Regions from separate parts of the Homo sapiens genome. Here all the other regions are linked to region 1. The links are chromatin contacts, found by Hi-C in ENCODE. All regions are on one chromosome and are shown on one strand. Each heading gives the region's core, a stretch centred on a gene start or an enhancer-like site at or near the end of the contact. The rest is flanking DNA. Distances are from core to core; before and after follow the strand shown.

What was found. A loop is a pair of places that touch in the nucleus more often than their neighbours do. Pooled maps may share reads with other maps.
Region 2: a map of mammary epithelial cell shows a loop between it and region 1 (2.2-fold over the local background). The contact joins two enhancer-like sites. A Hi-C loop is called at or near these places in 2 of 168 maps with a recorded cell type or tissue (MCF 10A and mammary epithelial cell) and 4 of 50 pooled maps.
Region 3: a loop to region 1 is called in a map with no recorded cell type, with 2.1 times the contacts of the local background. The contact joins two enhancer-like sites. A Hi-C loop is called at or near these places in 2 of 37 single-sample maps with no recorded cell type and 1 of 50 pooled maps.

What each region holds. Positions count from the first base shown.
Region 1 is chr1:96,360,914-96,364,417 of GRCh38, forward strand. The region is part of intron 1 of LINC01787 (long intergenic non-protein coding RNA 1787); the gene reads right to left. Among named protein-coding and RNA genes, the nearest start is that of LINC01787, 11 kb to the right of the region's middle. RefSeq lists an enhancer at 1,822-3,021. Within about 2 kb of position 1,803, at least 3 of the 41 ENCODE cell types and tissues checked have a DNase peak (open chromatin) inside an H3K27ac peak, as active enhancers do; they include mammary epithelial cell, where a contact is called at or near this core.
Region 2 is chr1:96,558,327-96,561,830 of GRCh38, forward strand. No RefSeq gene overlaps it. Among named protein-coding and RNA genes, the nearest start is that of PTBP2, 160 kb to the right of the region's middle. Within about 2 kb of position 1,830, at least 6 of the 41 ENCODE cell types and tissues checked have a DNase peak (open chromatin) inside an H3K27ac peak, as active enhancers do; they include mammary epithelial cell, where a contact is called at or near this core.
Region 3 is chr1:96,519,234-96,522,737 of GRCh38, forward strand. It overlaps LOC105378866 (a long non-coding RNA gene), which reads left to right. Exons shown (of 3, transcript XR_947618.2): 2 at 1,843-2,188. Among named protein-coding and RNA genes, the nearest start is that of LINC01787, 150 kb to the left of the region's middle. Within about 2 kb of position 1,543, at least 2 of the 41 ENCODE cell types and tissues checked have a DNase peak (open chromatin) inside an H3K27ac peak, as active enhancers do.

The DNA of each region.
Region 1 (3,504 bases), core at 553-3,052:
TGGGCTGTGTTAGTGAAGCATGGCAAACATCTTTCTCTCTTCTTCTCTATTCCTTCTCTTCTTGGATTAATTATCTCAATTGATGCCATATTAAGTCTCACAATTTTCCAAGAGTAAAATTTGGTTAATCACCCTTGAAACTTATTTTCCATAATCCCTCAGAGCCAATCAGCCAGTATCAAGTCTATGCCCTCTCTGAAATGCACCTGAAATCAGATCCTTCTTATTCTTTCCCCACTACCATTATGGCTATCCCCTTAGTCCATGCTTCTATTTTTCTCCTGCCTGACCCTGGTAATAGACCCCTCTCTGATCTCTCTACCAGTAATCTCCCCACACTAATTTATTATATATGCTCCTACCAGAGTTATATTTATAAAAGAATGTTTTGATGACATCTGTCTCTTGCTTAAAAATGCATTCAGTGACATTCCCCTATTCATTAAAACTCAGTTCCTTGTCAGGGCCCGCAAGGCCTAAATGACCTGATTCCAACTTCCCTTACCAGCCCTTTCTCCCTCCTCTTCTACTCTAACACTACTAAATTCCTCTTAAGAACCTGATTGTATAATTTCTATGTCCTTACATATATACGTCATTTTTTTTGCTTTCACTTCCCTCTCTGCCTTACATTCTTCAACTTACGCCTTGAAATGAGCTTAAATATTCTGTCCTCCATGAATCCTTTCCTAACCACTTAGGCATGGTTAATTAGTCCTGTGTCAGGATTATAATATCACTTTGGCATTGGACTGGGGATAGCAGCTGGAGCTTAAGCTGTGTTCATGGTGGGATCCAGCTATATCCAGGCAAGGCTGGCAGCCTGGAGCGGAAAGATCTGTAGAAGCTATTTGCACTAGGAACGAGGGGCCTTGAAAGTATCAGGCCCAGACACTGACCAGAACCAGTTTTGTGAGAAGAAATGTTTTATGCACAAATGGGGTCTGTTCCTCAAATATTTCCCCGGGTCCACAATAGCCCTAAACTCCTATCTGAATCCTTGGGAATGAGGGCTGCAAAAAATATATATACTAAAAAACTATCTCATTGGGAGCTCAGTGGGCCACTAAAAACAGGAGCACAGATTGTTTGGGCACAGCCATGAAAAGCAAAAGGCACTTTCCTTAGGTTCATATAGAAGTAGTTTCATTACTGTTTGGATTCATTGAACTAGCTCTAGAAAGCTTGATGCAGCTTTAGAAATGGTCATGCTAGAAATGTTCATTGTCTGCCCCTCTGTGGGGGAAGTGAGGAGGGAAGAAGGGTTAGGCTGCAGAAACTCATCCCTGTGGCTATGGGACAAGAAGAGGTTTTAGCAGCAGGCATCCCAAAAGGGAAATAAAGCAAGATAAAAAAAAATGTGGAGATTGCCACATTTTAGTTCAAAAAACCATATTAATGAACCCAAATGAAATACACCTTAGAGACCTTCATCCATTCATTTACCACTTGTTCATGAGGGTCTACTCTGTGACTACATCCTACCAGGTCCCAAGGACATGGCAGAGAATAAGACAGACATAGGAAGGTGAAGGTAGATCATAAACCAGCCCACAAATAAAAACCAAAGGGCGTTTTAGGTATCCATGAGTTTAATAAAAAATTAAACACGTTGATGTGATTGAGAGCTGGAGTCAGTGTAGGTCTCACTGAGAAGATGCTACTAGAGCTGAGATTTGAAAAGCAAAAAAGAATCAGCCTTATGAAGATCCTGAGGGAAGAACATTCCAGGTAGCATTAACAGCAAGGGCACAGGCCTGAAGATCATAATAAGCTTGGCATTTCAAAAACCCAAGAGAAGGTCATAGGGGAAACCACAGTGTGTGAGCAAGTGAAAGAGTGGTAGAGGGTGATTCATGAAGATGAGTAGGCATTGAGTCATGGAGAAACTGTTAAACCACATCAGGCATTTGGACTTTATTCTGTGTGCAATAGGAAACTACTAGAAGGTTTTAGCTAGGAATTGCCATGATCTGAATTTTGTTTTTGTGGCTTCACCATAGTTGTTCTGTAGAGCCTGGAATGTGGAGGGAAGTGGCAGCAGAAGGGGAAGTGGAGAGATCAGTCTAGAGACTATGGCAGCACTTCAGGAAAATGATGGTGGGTGCTGAGACAAAGATAGCAGCACTGGAAACAGAAAAATACTTAGTTGACTTGGGACATACTTTGCAAATAACAGTAGACAGGATTTGCTGACATGTTGGATGTTGGGGTGGAGAAAAGAACAGAATTAAAAAGACTGCATGGGGCCGGGCACAATGGCTCACACCTGTAATCCCAGCACTTTGGGAGGCTGAGGTGGGCAGATCACTTGAGATCAGGAGTTTAAGACAAGCCTGGCTAACATAGTGAAACCCCATCTCTACTAAAAATACAAAACTTAGCTAGGTATGGTGGCTGGCACCTGTAATCCCAGCTACTCGGGAGGTTGAGGCAGGAGAATCACTTGAACCTGGGAGGCGGAGGTTGCAGTGAGCCGAGATCGTGCCATTGCACTCCAGCTTGGGTGACAGAATCCACCTCAAAAGAAAAAACAAAACAAAACAGAAACAGAAACAAACAAAAACAAATGAACAAACAAAACACTGCATGGTTTCTAGCTGAAGCAACACTTAGAGAAATGGCTAATTATTGAAAAGGGGAGAGAACTGGGAATAGGTTCAGGGAGAGGGCTATTTATTTTGTGACCTTTCAGAAATTCAGAGGAGATGTCAGGTAGGCAATTGGATTAAAAAACAGTCTGGAGGTCGGGAGAGAGGTCATGGCTACAGAGTTAAGTTCAGAAGCCATCAGAATATCAGTAATGGAAACAGTCCCAGAAATAAGTGAGGGAGATCTGGAGAAGCAAACGAAGGTTTCACAATCTCACGGAGTGTTATTTGCAAGATAATATTAATGATTTTTAGAGAGACTTAAGGGGATGCTTATCAAGAATGGCGTGAACTGTATAAGGCACCGAGCTTAAATAACAGAGATCTAAAGCCAGAAAAAAACTTGTCAAATCTGCACTTATCTTTTTTCTTCCTATAACTTCTCTAATCTGTGATTTTATAACTCCTGAATATCCTCCATGCCTTTCCTTGAAGATGCTGCTGTCATCTGCATTCCCTTTCACTTTCAGACTTCTGTGGCATCTCCTTTTGTGATTACAGTAATATCATCAGGATAGAGTTGAAAAAACTAGAATTTATTTATTTAATGAGTAATATTTGTGTGATTTGAGAAAGATATATGTAAAATGATGAAGTGTCATATTAGTGAGCTATTAGGTTGCTGCAAAACTAATTGCAGTTTTTGCCATTACTTTCAATGTGGAATTGGACAATAAGCAATTAAAAGTAATGGCAAAAACTGCAATTACTTTTGTGCCAGCCTAGTTTCTAGAATTAAAAAAAAGGTAAGGCAAAATTTTAGTAATCAAAAATTATCCTTGAAAATCTTCCAAATTGTCCATCTAAAGCAGAAACCTTTGTATATCAACCCTATACAGATACAAATTTCTCA
Region 2 (3,504 bases), core at 580-3,079, 200 kb after region 1:
ATCTTTGTCTTCTTTAGGCATATTTGTTTTCTGTTTCAATATTTGAAATCTTAGAGGACCTGTTTCTGCTTTATCTAATTTCTGAATATCTCATGCATGATGACATGTTTCCTTTTGTACTTAATGGTTTTTTTTTTTTTTCAATTGAAAAATGCTAAAGCTACTGGTGGATATACTTTGAAGTCTGGGCTGAAAGCGCATTCTCCTCCGGAGATAATCTGCATTTTCTTATGCCAAGTGTGTAGAGATACTTCATGTTTGCAAGTGTTTTGGACCGCTCATGTGGGCTACCAATCCATTTGAGGGCTGGCTAGTGGTTAAAACTTCTCAGAGGCAATTTGTTTTCCCCCTTCATCTGATTAGCTTGATAATGAATGTCCACTCAGTCTCCAATGGCAGGATGAAAAGGAGATATTCCTTCTGATTGCACTGAGGATGTTGCTCCCGGACTTTTTTTATGGGGAGATTGTCTCTTTTTAGGCTTCCTGCCTGTATGAGCCTGAGGCTTAGTCAGCCATTGCCCAGGCCCAGGAGGCAACACAGTTCAAAGCTGAATGTCATCAACTTTAGCAAATGACCTCAAGATAAAAGTGGCATCAATGTTTAAATAACTTTTATTTAGACTTTATTCTAATGAATTATTACTATTTTGTCAGCAATTTCATGCATTTAAGATTTTATGTGTTTTATATACATATATGAATTGTCCATATATTATTCATATATATACATGTATATAAAAGATACACACACACACACACACACACACAGTGGCGTGCTAGAGCTGGCTTATGCTGGATCCTGAGATTGAATTGTTAACATTTCTATCCAAATGTGCATTCAGTGATGTCATCTTTGAACCTTAAAATCAGCTATAGAGAGAGAATTTACACCATAATATTCAACAGCAACAACAACAAATTAAGGCTTTTTTGTTTCTAGAAATCTGATTAAGCGTTTGACCCAAACAGCAATACACATATACAGTCCCATGTTTTCACTTGCATTCTTCAGGAGGATTAGTCTGGCTACCTAATAAATGAAACTCTTTTCTCTCTCTTCTCTCTATTGCAGATTTTGCTTTCCCTAGGGATTCATTGTTTATACTCAAGACACATGCCGATTTGCTTTCGCTTTTTTTTGTTCTTCATACAACCGTGAATAAATGTTCCAAATAATTTAACTTCAGATCAAGACTATCCTTTTGGTGCTCCAATAATTTAACTATAGACCTCAGAAATACCCTGCAAAGTTGTTATTGTTATTTCTCTATTTTATAGATGAAGAAACTGAAGCCCAGAAAGATTATGTAACTTGATGAAGTTTACATACCTAGAAAGGGCTAGAACTGAGCTCCAAATGCAGATCTATCTAATTCTAAAGCCATGCTGCCTCAACTGACTGTATCTTTTCAATTAGTCAAATGGAGTGGTCTCCCAAAATTATTTCCTTCCTTAGTCATCCTTTCCTCCTTTGTAGTCTTTATAATAGCTACCATTTCTTTCCTTCAGTTATAAAAGGATCAGTTCTCAAAATATGTTCATGCAAAATAAAAGGGAAGTGGGGAACTGAACCTTCTTTTTCTGGTGATAAAATATTTCTGGATACTAAGTTATAAAGTAGCTTGATAATTGTTGTGAAATCAGGAATACATTCATTGATCTTTGTCTCTGTTTCTGGCACCAGGTTCCTAAAACTCATGGAATTTCCTAAGTGGTAAGAGAGTCTTTTGTTATTCATAAGGAGTCTCTTTCAATCACACCTAAGTTTATGCTAATGAGGTGACTTAGGGCGGGAATCCTAGGTAGCATCAAGGTGGTGCTAGCCACTAGAAAGACCAAACCATTAGAGAGAAGTGAAACTGCTCCTATAAACTTTACAGAATTAATCAGGGAAGAAGGGAGGGAGAGAAAGAAAACAAACCAAGCTTGCAGCACACTAAGCATTAATCACTAGGCCAGCTGGCTCACTGACCTGCTTCCTCATGGTTGTTTGGTGACTGTTTCATCAGAATCATGTAGACCCTGTCACAGGATCATAGTTCCCCTTGACTGCTCTATTATAACAACCTGAACATTGTGAAACTTTAAGTTTTGCCTTTGCAATATTTTTTCAATCCTGCATACCAGTGAAACTACTGATGCCCGCTGGTCTGAAGAATTCCCCAAGAAGCTGACTCACGAAAAAACGCATTTTCTACATCCAGATGATTTCATCCCCCTTACCTAACTAATCAACAACTCCAATTTTCTAGCCCCTCACCCACCATGGTCCTCTTAAAAGTCCTGGCCCAGAACTCCTCAGGGGGACAGATTTCAGGGTCTCCTCCCATCTCCTCACTCAGCACCATGCAATTATTAAATCCTTTCTCTGCTGCAAAGCCTGCTATCTCAGTGTAATTGGTCTGTTACTGCAGGGGTCATACAAACCTATGGATCCTATAACAATAGGAATTTTCAGACCTACACCTGACCTCCAGGGAAAGGAGGGGCTGAAGATTGAGTGCTATAAAAGCTCTTAAACAAGAAGGTTAGGAGAGCTTCCAGGTTGGTGAACATACTAAGGTGCCCAGAAAGGTCATGAAATCTCTGTACCACTTCTCCTGTCATATTTTGCCTTCTGCCTCACTTTCATTTGGCTGTTCTTGAGTTATATCCTTTATAATAAGCCAGAAAATGTGGATAAAGTATTTTTTCTAGGTTCTGTGACCCATTCTAATAATTATCAAACATGAGGAGAAGGTCATTGGAACCGCCAATTTATAGTCAGTCAATAAGAAGTGCAGGTGGTTCAAGACTTGCAGCTGGCATCTCTAGTAGGGTGGTCTTGTAAGACTGAGCTGCTTCAATTTGTGGGATCTGGAGCTAGCTCTAGGTAGATAGTAACAGAATTGAATTGAATTATTAGACACCCAGTTGATGTTTAAAATATTAGAAGACTAGTTGTTGGTGTCAACAAGCGTCCTAGAATTTTGAATGCTGTATTCTTTTTTTTTCCTTTATCTTTCTTTTTTTTTTTTTTTTTTCTGAGATGGGGTTTCACTCAGTTACCAAAGCTGGAGTGCAGAGGCATGATCATAGCTCACTATTACCTCAAACTCCAGGGCTCAAGGGATCCTCCCACCTCAGCCTCCCAAGTAGACACTACCATGTCTGACTAATTTTTTTTTTTTTTGAAGCAGAGTCTCACTCTGTCGCCCAGGCTGGAGTGCACTGGTGTGATCTCCACTCACTGCAACCTCCGCCTCTCAGGTTCAAGCGATTCTCCTGCCTCAGCCTCCCGAGTAGCTGGGATTACAGGTGCGTGCCACCATGCCTGGCTAATTTTTGTATTTTTAGTAGAGACAGGGTTTCACCATGTTGGTCAGGCTGATCTCAATCTCCTGACCTCGTGATCCACCCACCTTGGCCTCCCAAAGTGCTGGGATTACAGGCATGAGCCACCATGCCCGGCCTGGATGCCGTATTCTTAATGAAGGACTTACCATCAAATAATATGTAAATA
Region 3 (3,504 bases), core at 293-2,792, 160 kb after region 1:
CTCCTGTATCAGCGCCACTGCAACTCCAGCTTGGACAACAGGCTGGAGACCCTGTCTCCAAAAATGAAAAAACAAAACAAGAGTCCAATATGGAAGTCAGTCAGGGGGCCTGAATTCTTAGACTCAAATGTGCTTCTGACAGACACGCTGGGTGAGTCTGGTCAACCCACTTACCCTCTCTGGGTTTCAATTTTCTCATTAGACTGCCTTTTGTCTACATTTTCTTCCACTGAGTCTATTTGACACCACAGGTAATAAGTGTGAACTGCCTGTATTGGTTTTTGTTGTTGTTGTTGTTGTTTTGAGACGGAGTCTCGCTCTGCCGCCCAGGCTGGAGTGCAGTCGTGCGATCTCGGCTCGCTGCAAGCTCTGCCTCCCGGGTTCACGCCATTCTCCTGCTTCAGCCTCCCGAGTAGCTGGGATTATAGGCACCCGCCATCACGCCCGGCTAATTTTTTTGTAATTTTAGTAGAGACGGGGTTTCACTAGTTAGCCAGGATGGTCTCGATCTCCTGACCTCGTGATCCGCCCTCCTCGGCCTCCCAAAGTGCTGGGATTACAGGCGTGAGCCACCGTGCCGGGCCAACTGCCTGTATTGTTGACTGCTGTACCTCCAGCAACTAGAATGAGGTTTAGTACATAGAAGATGTTTAATTCTGTTGAAAGGGCAAATTCCTTAGTGGTGTGCTCTGAGGTTTTATATGTGTGGCTTTTGCTTTTAGCATAACTTTGAGTAACAGTGGAGAGGAGAAAATAAAGATCAGGATCAGTTTCTTGGACAAGAGAACGTCCTTGCCTAAAAACCAAAACCAAACAGTTCAAAAAAAAAAAAACTATTGCAAAGCCCTCACTGGGTCTTGTTCTGCTTCAGAAATCTTGCAAGCCCTGCAGTGCGCCTGCTGGGAAGGTTATACAAAGCAGAGCCCACTCACAGAGGCCCAGAGTCGAATCATTGGCCCCCTCCCCCTTTGCATTCCTTGCCTTCCTCTTTTACTGTCGCTGAAACCTGCCCTATAAATCAGATTTAATTATCTATAAAATTTGGTGTAGAAAAGGATTTACTCATTAAAAATGTTCATCAACTTGCTACCCACGTTCCAGACTAATAGAAGCGGAAAAGGAACACCATGGAAACACCAGACGGGCTGGAGAGATAAGCAAGCTTTGAAATACCTGAACCTCGGTTAAATAGCAAGTTCCAGTTTCTGTATTTGCCTTCTAAAATATCATGTCAGGAATAAGTAAATGTCACCAAATAATCAACCTGTTTCGCTATCTTTTCTTTTTTGGTTACTTGCTTCAACAGGTTTTTAAAAATGGGTTTTCTTAGTTTACCTCCTTTGCCTGTGTGATACCCAAGATATTCTCCCCAGTGGTGTGTGTGTTTGCAAAATGTCATAATCCTCTCTACAGCCAAACACAACGGCTCGCATTTAGTCACAGAGTGAGGAGCAGTTAATTAATGAGAGCCAAGGGAGGCAGTGAGGAAACATTGGAGAAAAACGTAGCCAGAGGAAGATCAGAGGGGAAATGTCTGAAGTCAGTCCAAGATAAATCTTCAGTCCTTAGGGAAAGCCCTGGGGTAGATGATGTGGGCTGCCAACCAAGTTGGATTTTGTGTGTGTATGTGTGTGTGTGTGTGTGTGTGTAGCAGGGGGAGCAGTTGTTTGTTCTTTTTGTTTGTTTGTTAAAGTGTGGAAGCAGGGACTGTAGGAACTTGGGGAGAAAGAATGTTAGAGTAGCTTCAACAAGGCAAAGCTTCTATCTAAAATTGCACATTAATTTCCATGAAACTCTTCATTCGTGAAAAGGCAAAGATCTAAAACTTTTTCTCCTTTCTAGCACATGACAGGATTTTTGTCGTGACTTTCCTAAATTCTCACTGTGCCAAGCAAGCAAGAAAGTGCCCACAGGAGTGGGAGGGAAAAGACACATGGGATGGCAGCAAGGAAACCTGCCTAGAGGAGCCAGCCATCCCGTCTGTCCCCTCACTTCCTTCCAGAGAGAACGTCTTTCCTTGACAGCGCCTGCCTCCTGTCATTTCATCCCAACACTTTGCCCAGCCCGGGAAATCTGGATTTTCTTTTTAAAGAAAGATGTCTAGAGAGAAAAATAGAAAATGAACAGCCAATAGAAAGTGCAACAGAGCTTGTTGATTTGGTTCTGTCAGATGCCCCAAGTGTTCGTGGTAAGGCCCATTTTTTATTTCTAGAGACTTGTTTCATTTCACTTGCTGTATTCTTCTTTCTTCTGTGTGCCTTACTGTATATGTTCTTTTGTTGTTTGTCCCTAGGACCTCTTTCTGAGCCTTCCATTCGTGATTTATCTAATCTCATGAATTCACCAAAACTGACCCAAATTAGGGGTTGTGCATGTTTTAACTAAGTTTGGGGAAAACAGGTTGCTCCAATTGCTATCCAGTCATTAATAGGATGGGTTCTTGTTCTCAGCTCACATAAGATCTTTGAAGACTCATGCTCTTAGCTGGGCGCAGTGGCTCACTACTATAATCCCAGCACTTTGGGAGGCTGAGGCGGGTGGATCACTTGAGGTCAGGAGTTCGAGACCAGCCTGGCCAACATGGTGAAATCTCATCTCTACTAAAAATACAAAAAAAAAATTAGCCAGGCATGGCAGTACATGCTTGTAATCCCAGCTACTCGGGAGGTTGAGGCACGAGAATCACTTGAACTCAGGAGGCAGAGGTTGCAATGAGCCAGTGAGCCAAGATCACACTACTGCACTCCAGCCTGGGCAACAGAGTGAGACTCAAGAAAGCCAAAAAAAAAAAAAAAAAAGACACATTCTTGACCATACAACTGTAAGATTTCACAGATACACCACCCAGACTGATGGTCTGACTGAGTAAGGAGGCTTGGTCTTGGCCCAGTGTTTGCCCCAGGAGACTGTGGGGTTAAAAAAAAATAAATTATATGATAGGTTGTGCTTTGTGATATTCCCCCTGAGCCATTGTTTTGTTAATACACAGCAACTATTTACATATATGACTCACCTAGACTGAGCAGCTCATAGACAGGCATCTTGTCTTATTCACAAACTCTAAGACAGTGCCTAGCCTGTAGAGGGATTTCAATAATTTTAAATGAACGAATAAACAAATAGCCTTTTCAATGTTAGAGCTACAGAACCATCTGATTCAAACACAAAAGCAAAAATTTTTAAACCTGTAGCAGTTTGACCTTTTGAGTTTACCCTTTTACTAAGACTATAAGACACCATGAGCGATGGCCCTGGTATTTTCCATGAGCACTGTGCTCTCTATCTCTTGCTGTTCCTATTTTGTCATTATCCTTGCTCCTAATCCAAATAACCATAAGAATACACCTACTCAAATCACTATGCTGTCAGTAAAGAGAATCTGTGGCTTTCATTCAAATGAATAACTACTGAATCTGAAATTCTGTGCCACTGAACTTTTACTGGCAGTGTGAGTGCATGTATTGGGAGTGGGGGTGGAGCAAAGAGTTGCAAATGAGGGAAAGG